Regions from separate parts of the Homo sapiens genome. Here all the other regions are linked to region 2. A link is a contact called in ENCODE Hi-C or POLR2A ChIA-PET data. All regions are on one chromosome and are shown on one strand. The core of a region is the stretch at or near the end of the contact, and the rest is flanking DNA. Distances in the headings are between cores, read along the strand shown.

Region 1 (2,920 bases), core at 53-2,552, 680 kb before region 2:
ATCACTTTTTGGGATCCCAGCTTTCACATCTGTAAAAATAAAGTGTTGGAAGATGTTTAAGCTATTTTTTAGTCTGGTTTACTGTGATTTGTCTGCCACTTGAGACTTCCAGCAGTATTGTTCATGAGTGGATGCAGGTTAAACCTGCAAGCCGTGGCCCTGTGAACATGGGCTCTGGAGGTGAGGGGTCCAGCCTTTGTCCGGATTAGCATTGCTGGGAGCTGAGGGGCAAATAAGATATTTTAGGAGAGCAGTTTTTAGGAGAGCAGTTTCTTGTTTCCCATATTGTCTCCATCATTTGGTCCCAGACATTTTACTCATGTGCTTCAGAAGTAATTTGAGCCAATACTTTGTTAATTCAACCCTGAATTCAATCTTCCATAGCAGGAAGCAACCTTAGGAATGACAGCAGGTCAGGGCTGCTCCTATAGTTTGAGGGACTTCTGTTTTTCTGTCTTGGAGTCTGATTTCCAGGAAGAATTTCACTGAAATGGGTACCTTAGTATTTACAAACCTAGCACAGATGGATTGACCATTGACATTTCCTGGGTTCTTTTTCTAAGCCCCTTACTTAAACAATTAATACCTTGAAATCTTTTAAAAGACCACTGCCTTTTAAGACCATTGTGAGTATATTAATACCTCCATATTTTCAGTTTAGCCTGATGTTGGGTAAAATGTAAATGCACAACAAATGATAGCAACTATTACCATTATTATAATGACAGAAGACGGGCAATTTTGCAAGAGCCAATTAGGATAAGTATCAGGCCCTAAAAGATTTCCAAATATATCAGTAAGATTGATGAAAATCAGGAAGAAGACCACTTCTTTATCTCAAATAATATGAAAAAGTTTCAGTCCCCAGAATATTCTCTTGAAAGCCCTAAAATGTACATGGAGATCTTTCCCAGTAAACCCAAATTAGGCATTAACTCCTCTCACTTTTCATTTATCATGAGATTTAACAAACTTAAGGATTTGTCCACAGCAAAACCACTCCACACTTTGGGTTTTCCCTAAAAACTCAGATTATCAGGGAAATCAAACCAAAAGGAACTTCAAATTCATCCTAGATCATGGACTGTTCCTTGTAGAACCTACTGCTTGATATGAAGTTTGATTTGGATTTGTTTGAACAGGAATAAAAACTGAGGTAAAGGAAAGGCTACAATAACTCCAATAGAAGTAATGAGTTACTAAACAGTTTAATGAGTTTTGGAGGCCCCTGAAATTTGGGTTCCTGAAATGAATTCTCTCAGACAGTAGACAAATGACTCACCAACTTTGGCCATCGAGGCGGGCTGAGTCATCTAAAGTCAGCTGAATCACCTGCTTTCAGCTCTGTTTTATAAGAATTGGGGCTGGCTGGATATTTCTGTCCCTCTGATTGCAAGTATTAAGCATTTAAAAAAACAGAGAATATGATGTCCTTCTTAGGAAAACCACACAAATTGCTCATGCACAGATGGACTGCATTAGTGAAAACAGATTAGTAATTGCTTTTAGTTCCTGATGATGAAAAAGTGGCTCTGAACACCTACCTCGCTGGATTCTTTACTCACCAGATAAACCAAGTGATACTTGATGACGATCCAGATTTGGATTTAAGAAGCAGAAGGTCAACTCCACAGAGCTCCAAGTCAGGTTGAGAGCATCCTGAGATGGCATCGGTAGAGCTTGCCTTTAAATCCTGGACCCCAATCCAGGCCAAACACACATTATGATTGGAGTTAAAAAAAATGTTTTCACAACAAGGAAATATTGAAATAAGTCAGCTAACATTTTCATTTGGAAATACAGAGGAAGTTAAGGCGTTTTGGGGGTGCTTAGTTTCCTTGTGTGTATTTTTATAGTTTTTTAGTGGGATGGAGATTTAGTGGAGGCAGGCTGGTACAAGGGAAAGAATCCAGGTCCAGGAACTGAAGATTCTTAGTGAGCTGTGTGACCCAGATGTACTTTCAGGGCTTTCTCAGACTTAGTTTCTTCTGCTAGTAAATGAAAATGTGTGTGTTAGTGTTTCCTAAACCTGCTTGAACATAAGGATCACCTGGGGCACGTGTTAAAAAAATCTGAATGCACTTGGCCTCACCCAAACCTGTCGGAATCCGAATCAGCAGGGTGAGGCCTGAGAATTGATATTTTAACCAGCACCTTGGGTGATTTTTTTGTTCAGACAAGTTTGGGAAACATTGAATTAGATAATCAGTAAGATATGCTTCGGGTCTAAGATTGCTCAGTGGTGCTTCAACACAGCAAACCTTATTTTTTTTTTCTCCCTGTAAATTGGAGAAACAACAATCAAATGAAAAACAAATCAACTGATGGGTGGAGAGGTTTTGGTGGGGCTAATGTGCAACTTTATCACAATGCTTACAAACGTTTGTGGGTATACTTAACCTCAGGTGCTCAAGGACTGTGTGTTGTCCCTGCTCTAAATTGATACTTCCTCTTAGGAAGGGCCTGAACAATTCATTCATCCTAGAATGAAGAGCCTTCTTGCATTTTCTCTCTGGCATATTAATATAATTAGATGTCGGTGGGACTGAGACTAGCAGGGAAAGCACTGAAAGCAGTCAATGACTTTACCTACTTGGAAGACTGCACGGAACCGGCTCCACTTGAAGTAGGAAAGCCTGCCTCAGAAGGACAGTGAAATAGGACATTTCTCCCCTAAGCAAGGAAGTATACTGGAAATCAGAACAAAATTAGTGTTGTCATTGCAGAGTGCAAGCTCTGGGCAGCCTCCTTAAGCTGTTTTAATCTCTTCTCACAAAGTCATCTGCTAACAAGGGACATTAGAATAACCTCATTCAGAAGAGTGAAAACTCATCAATCATACATTTCTTCTTTTAGTATTCAGTATTATTTATTGAGGAAACTTATTTATTCATGTCTTCAACATTACTTCTTGAATCCT
Region 2 (2,740 bases), core at 224-2,723:
ACATATCTTCTGTGCTAGTATCATTTAGGAGGGACAGCAGCAGGCAGCATGGAACACAGGAGAAACAAAATAGATTAACAGTGGATTGAAGAATCTTGGCAACTGTGGAAAATACTTTTAAAAGGAGGCTGGAGGCAAATTTCTCTTAGAAAATTTAATAGCAGAGGCCTGGCACGGTAGCTCACACCTGTAATCCCAGCACTTTGGAAGGTCGAGGAAGGCAGATCACTTGAGGTCAGGAGTTTGAGACCAGCCTGGCCAACATGGTGAAACTCCACCTCTTCTAAAAATCCAAAAATTAGATGGGCATGGTGGCAGGCACCTGTAATCCCAGCTACTCAGGGGGCTGAGGCAGGAGAATCGCTTGAACCTGGGAGGCAGAAGTTGCAGTGGGCCGAGATCACACCATTGCACTCCGGCCAGGGGGACAGAGAGAGGCTCTGTCTCAAAAAAATAAAAAGAAAAGGAAAGAAAACTTAAGAGCAGTTGCTGAATTTATGCCTTATGATTTAGATCATTTCTAAGTGTCCTCTCACTGACCTTTACTTAAGGCCATGATACTCTACCATCTTCTAATATCTCATGATTCCCTTGATCCCTTCCCAGTATGTGACCACTCTATTTGAAATAAAGTCCAGATTGACTAGCATTTTCCGTCAAAGGGTCAGAGGAAGAGGTGGAACTGGAAGTTTGAGGTCTGTATAATTGGGGGTAGTGAATACAGTGGATGGAAAGGATTTGATTAGGATGTCTTAGTGTCCTGAAGTGCCTGGAAAGAAAATGTAGGTAAAAGGGATTTCCCTTGTGTCCAACCCAGCATAGATCAACAGGTAAGTTATATATATATATATATATATATATAAATTCGCCAGGCTGGAGTGTGGTGGCACTATCTTGGCTCACTGCAATCTCTGCCACCCGGGTTCAAGCGATTCTCCTGCCTCAGCCTCCTGAGAAGCTGGGACTACAGGCACGTGCCATCACGCCCAGCTAATTTTTGTATTTTTAGTAGAGACAGGGTTTCACCATGTTGGCCAGGATGGTCTTGATCTCTTGACCTTGTGATCCACCTGCCTTGGCCTCCCAAGTGCTGGGATTACAGGTGTGAGCCACAGCACCCAGCTGAAGTTATATTTTATAGATAGAAAAAAGGCAGCACTACTGGTGCACCAGAAGCTGAGTGGTCCAAGGACATTAGGATTCTGGAGGGTTCGCTTCAGCTTCCTTTTTTGAGAAACACTAACTTAGTACAAAGTCGATTGAATCATTGCCTTTCTGCATTTATTTGACTGCCGTTTCCCAAATGTCAGCTTACTGAATAAAAAACTACCCTGAAATTCTGCTTTCCTTGGACTCTCCTCTATTGAACTTGGTTGAATAGAATGCCTGACTCCTGCCTAACTTGGCTTTGTTCACCCTGGCTCAGGCTGAAGCAACTGGACAAGTTGGCTCAGAGTCCGAGGAGTTAGAGCCTGCTGACCTCACAGCTACCCTCCCCCTTCTCACATGGCCAGTTCCTGCCCAGTCTAGTTTGTGAATAGTTCTTGGAAAATACCCTGGAGGAGAATAGAGTCACTAACAATAGCGACTCTCTTTTTAGCCTGAACCTCTTAGTACTCAGGACTGTGAACCTAGGAAAACCAAAAATAACAAATGTAATTGCAGTGGGTTACCCTCTATTTCTATTATTACCAACATCCAGTCATTCTGGTAGATATTTAGCTGCTTGTCGTGGAAAAATAACTGGGTTTATAACCAGACAGAGCTAGATTCAAGACCTAGCTCAGCCATTTATTAATTTTATGACATTGGACAAGTCCCTAATTTGAGCCCGTTAGAATTGAAAGAGGGAATGTACATGTAAGTGCTTGGAAACGTGCAAAGTATTATACAGTACAAAGTCAAACCATTAATATTGGGAAATAGGGATAATTTGAAAGTTTCAGGAAACAGAATAATTTAATTGTTCAAAAAACACTTGAATCAGCCCGAAGCAAAATGGGGCTTACTAGTCAACACCAGTCTTAAAAATAAACAACTAAACTATACTGTAGTTAGTTTCTGTTTAAAGTTAAAGGCAGTCTTCCCTTTTGTTCATGATGAAGTTGGAAATGGGGAAGGACTTATCAGATCCTTTCATATCAGGGAATGACGCAGAAGGATGATGGGCCCTCACACCTATTAAGTACAGGAAAGATGGCCATTGCTTACATGCTGGCTCTGCTGGCAAACTGTTTTTTTTTTTTTTTTCTCTGAAGTTAAGCCCTTGTTTTTGCCACTTAGTATTTTTATTTTATATATAATGAAAGGGGTTGGTTCTTCAGACTTGGGCATATTTTTACCCTATATCACTCTTGTGCATATATAAAAAGGGAAACAGGCCAGGCATGGTGACTCATACCTGTAATCCCAGCACATTGGGAGGCCGAGATGGGCAGATTGCTTGAGCTCAGGAGTTCAAGACCAGCCTAGGCAACATGGCAAAAACCCATCTTTACCAAAAAAGATACAAAAATTAGCCAGGAATGATAGCACAAGCCTGTAGTCCCAGCTACTTGGAGGCTGAGATGGGAGGATCACTTGAGCCCAGGTGGTCGCGTTATCAGTGAGCCAACATTGTGCCATAGCATTCCAGCCTGGGTGACAGAGTGAGACCCTTTTTAAAAAAACAAAACAAAAAAAAAAAGCCCTGGTGCGGTGGCTCACGCCTGTAATCCCAGCACTTTGGGAGGCCAAGGCA
Region 3 (2,771 bases), core at 272-2,771, 510 kb after region 2:
GACTTAGAGAACTCTATTTTGCTATAATCAGAGAACATGCCTATAAGAAAGCACTAAAAAAAATAATATTTAACATTAAACAATATGCAAAAGTACTTGGGGTGTTTACAATAGCTTAAATTCTAAAATTAAAAAGGACATTGAAGACTGAGAAGGGGAAAAACACCTTAATTTTGTAATCTTAATAGAAAGAAAAATGTGTCCTAAAAGCAGGAGTAAATAAATGTCATTAAAAAGGTGTATCTTCCAAAGTGCAAAGACACGTTACAAGAAATCAGGTTGCTCTTTGACCCACCAGTCTCAAAGCACATTAGACTGCAGCAAGTAATAATTGCTTCCTCATTTAGATTAGACAATGAGTGCTCTCTGCAAGCTGCTCTCCTCTAAATAGATTGTAGAGAGTAATTGAAACAAGTTATATGGGGAAGTGGAGTGACCGATTCCTCAAAGTGTGGGAGCAGAGCTATGGTAACCTCTTGAGCCTGGCCTTCATCCTGTTCCTATTTAGGGAATCCGCGGGGCAGCCAGTGTTGAGTGCAGTCTGCAGTTCGCCGGCTTTATTGTTCAGACTTGAAGAGAAGGTCACATGCCCTCTTTGACAGAGAGGTTTATGGGCTCTCTCTAATTAGCAGCACCCTCCACCAGACAGACTGTTGGCCACTTTCCAAGAACGGGACTTGGTAGCGGCCACTGATGAAGGAGAAAACAAGGTTATTTACCCTGCGACTGTAATTCTTGGCACAAATTCTCCCTTTACACTCAGACACGTTTTTTCTTTTGTTCCAACTTGCCTTTGGAATCCTGATTAGGGCGTTAAGAGAGGGAAATGCAGCTATATATTTAGTGGTGTAAGCAACCCATATGTTGGCCTTAGATACTTTTGACTATTCTAAGACCTCATACCAAAAGAGAGAAAGAAAAAGGAAAACGAAAAGGGCAGCGTAGTCGAGCGTTGCTTGCAAATGTAACTGCTTAAGCACATGCCCACACACAACTCCAGAAAAGGAAGTTTAATTTGCAACATCTATAAAATAACGACAGTTGTATGGTAGGACACAGAAATCCCAGCGGTAAAGTGTGATTGGGCTTAGCTATTATTGGAGTGTTAAAAGAGTACCGGGAATATATTTGGCTTGTCCTGTTCTGTCAGTTCTGTAGGCCGGTGGATTAAGCTGATAGAAATGCTTTTTGGTTGATTTAAACCAGATGCTCCGACTATTTTTGTCCCGTTTGCAGGCGCAGAAGCTCTGCATAAGGCAATACTGCCCCCCTCGGCCGACCGCCAACTGCAAGGCGTAGGAGACTGCTCTCCACTAGCCACCTCGGCCATAAAACCCTTTCAAGTCCCTATTATTATTCCAGGCACATTCCAAGGGGATTGAGTCACAGAGTTCACTTGGCTTTTCTCCTGCCCTGAACTGCCTGTACCAGGTGGAATACGACTCTCAACTTCAAATATGGAATCCAAAAGCAGTCAAAGAGCGCTTTAGAGCAAGCCCCAGATGCGAACTCTACTGCCACTTCTCCCCCTCCCCCAACTGGGGTTTGCTGGCTGCGCAGCTGTAGTCCCACGCCAGCACTAAGGTCGCCTGGTCGACAAATGAGGGTTTTCTTTGGGGCATCCTGTAGAGCTGTCCTATTTTCTCTACCACTTTGAGAAGCCCCAAGGGCTGCTTGGCGGCGAGGCACAGACTGGGCTGAAAACTTTTCCGTTGGGCAGTGCGTCCCGGAGACCCAGGAGGCCCAGGCCGGGAGCCCAGGGGGCTGGAGGTTCTGCTGGCTTTTAAGTCTGCTAGGAGGGAAAACTCCCAGCCCCTCCCACGCGTCCTCCCAGACTCGCCGGCCGCCTGCCCCGGGCGGGGAACGCGCACATCTGGCGGCCCAGGAGCCACATCTGATGCACTAACCCCCGCACCCAGATGTCCAAGAGGCCGGGGGAGTCAAAGAACGCCAGGGGCGGGGCGACCGCGGCTGCGGCTCCTCCCTCGGGCAGAGGGAGTCCAGATGCGAGGGACGCCCTCCAGAGCCGAGCTGGGCCGGCCGGGCAGCTAGGGTGCTGGGAGGTTGCGGTGCAGGGTGGGTGGGTGCAGTGAGGCTGGAGCCACGCTGGGGGGGCTGGGCTGGCGGGGGGAGGCTGGAGCCGCGCCGGGGAGAGGGAGGCGGCGGTTGGGTGCTGGAGGGCGCTGGTGCCGTGCCAGTGGGCGGTGGCGCCTTACGCCACCCGCCCCACCCCCGTCACCGTGCCCGCCCCACTGCGTGGGATTTTACAACCTAGGTCCCCGGGAGGTGGTGGTGGAGGGAGGGGCGGCGGGGACGTTTCCGGGGCGGGGGAGGGGCGCACTGCTCCAGAACTGGACCGAGGGCGGGGCTCCCCTCTGCTTCTCCCCTCTGTTCCAGCGCTGAGACGCAGGCCTTTCCTGGCGCGAAGCGACTCGCCCCGGAGCTCCCCTGCACCGTCCTGGGTGTCAGGACGCGTCAACCCAGATGACCCGACCCGGAGATCCTGGATCCTCTGCCCTCTTCCCCCTACCAAGTCCTTAACCGGAGAGGGAGGAGCTACCAATGTCCTCCAGACGTTCTCCAAAGCCCGAGCTGCCGGGAGAAGCTTGCTCAAGGCGGGTGCGCCCCTCAGACGTTTGTTTGCACGCAGGGGTTTTGACGTTTCGCTAAGCAACAGCGTTTGCCAGGGAATCAGGGCTGTTTCGAAGAGCTTGCGTCTATTTGATGCTCCCATCTTGAACAAATCGTTTCCATTCGATTTGTTTAACCAA

The links. A loop is a pair of places that touch in the nucleus more often than their neighbours do. ChIA-PET counts read pairs that join two places held with the same protein, here RNA polymerase II (POLR2A). Pooled maps may share reads with other maps.
Region 1: a map of ascending aorta shows a loop between it and region 2 (3-fold over the local background). The contact joins two enhancer-like sites. A Hi-C loop is called at or near these places in 1 of 168 maps with a recorded cell type or tissue (ascending aorta). POLR2A ChIA-PET finds 5 or more read pairs at or near these places in 1 of 52 experiments (activated CD4-positive, alpha-beta T cell).
Region 3: a map of aorta shows a loop between it and region 2 (12-fold over the local background). The contact joins two enhancer-like sites. A Hi-C loop is called at or near these places in 1 of 168 maps with a recorded cell type or tissue (aorta) and 6 of 50 pooled maps. POLR2A ChIA-PET finds 5 or more read pairs at or near these places in 1 of 52 experiments (GM12878).

Annotation. Positions count from the first base shown.
Region 1 is chr10:62,432,014-62,434,933 of GRCh38, forward strand. It overlaps a transcript of ZNF365 not described here. Among named protein-coding and RNA genes, the nearest start is that of ZNF365, 59 kb to the left of the region's middle. Within about 2 kb of position 1,303, at least 7 of the 41 ENCODE cell types and tissues checked have a DNase peak (open chromatin) inside an H3K27ac peak, as active enhancers do; they include ascending aorta, where a contact is called at or near this core.
Region 2 is chr10:63,114,483-63,117,222 of GRCh38, forward strand. No RefSeq gene overlaps it. Among named protein-coding and RNA genes, the nearest start is that of NRBF2, 17 kb to the right of the region's middle. Within about 2 kb of position 1,474, at least 21 of the 41 ENCODE cell types and tissues checked have a DNase peak (open chromatin) inside an H3K27ac peak, as active enhancers do; they include ascending aorta, where a contact is called at or near this core.
Region 3 is chr10:63,628,295-63,631,065 of GRCh38, forward strand. No RefSeq gene overlaps it. Among named protein-coding and RNA genes, the nearest start is that of REEP3, 110 kb to the left of the region's middle. RefSeq lists enhancers at 722-931, 1,322-1,501, 1,512-1,561 and a silencer at 2,032-2,361. Within about 2 kb of position 1,522, at least 41 of the 41 ENCODE cell types and tissues checked have a DNase peak (open chromatin) inside an H3K27ac peak, as active enhancers do.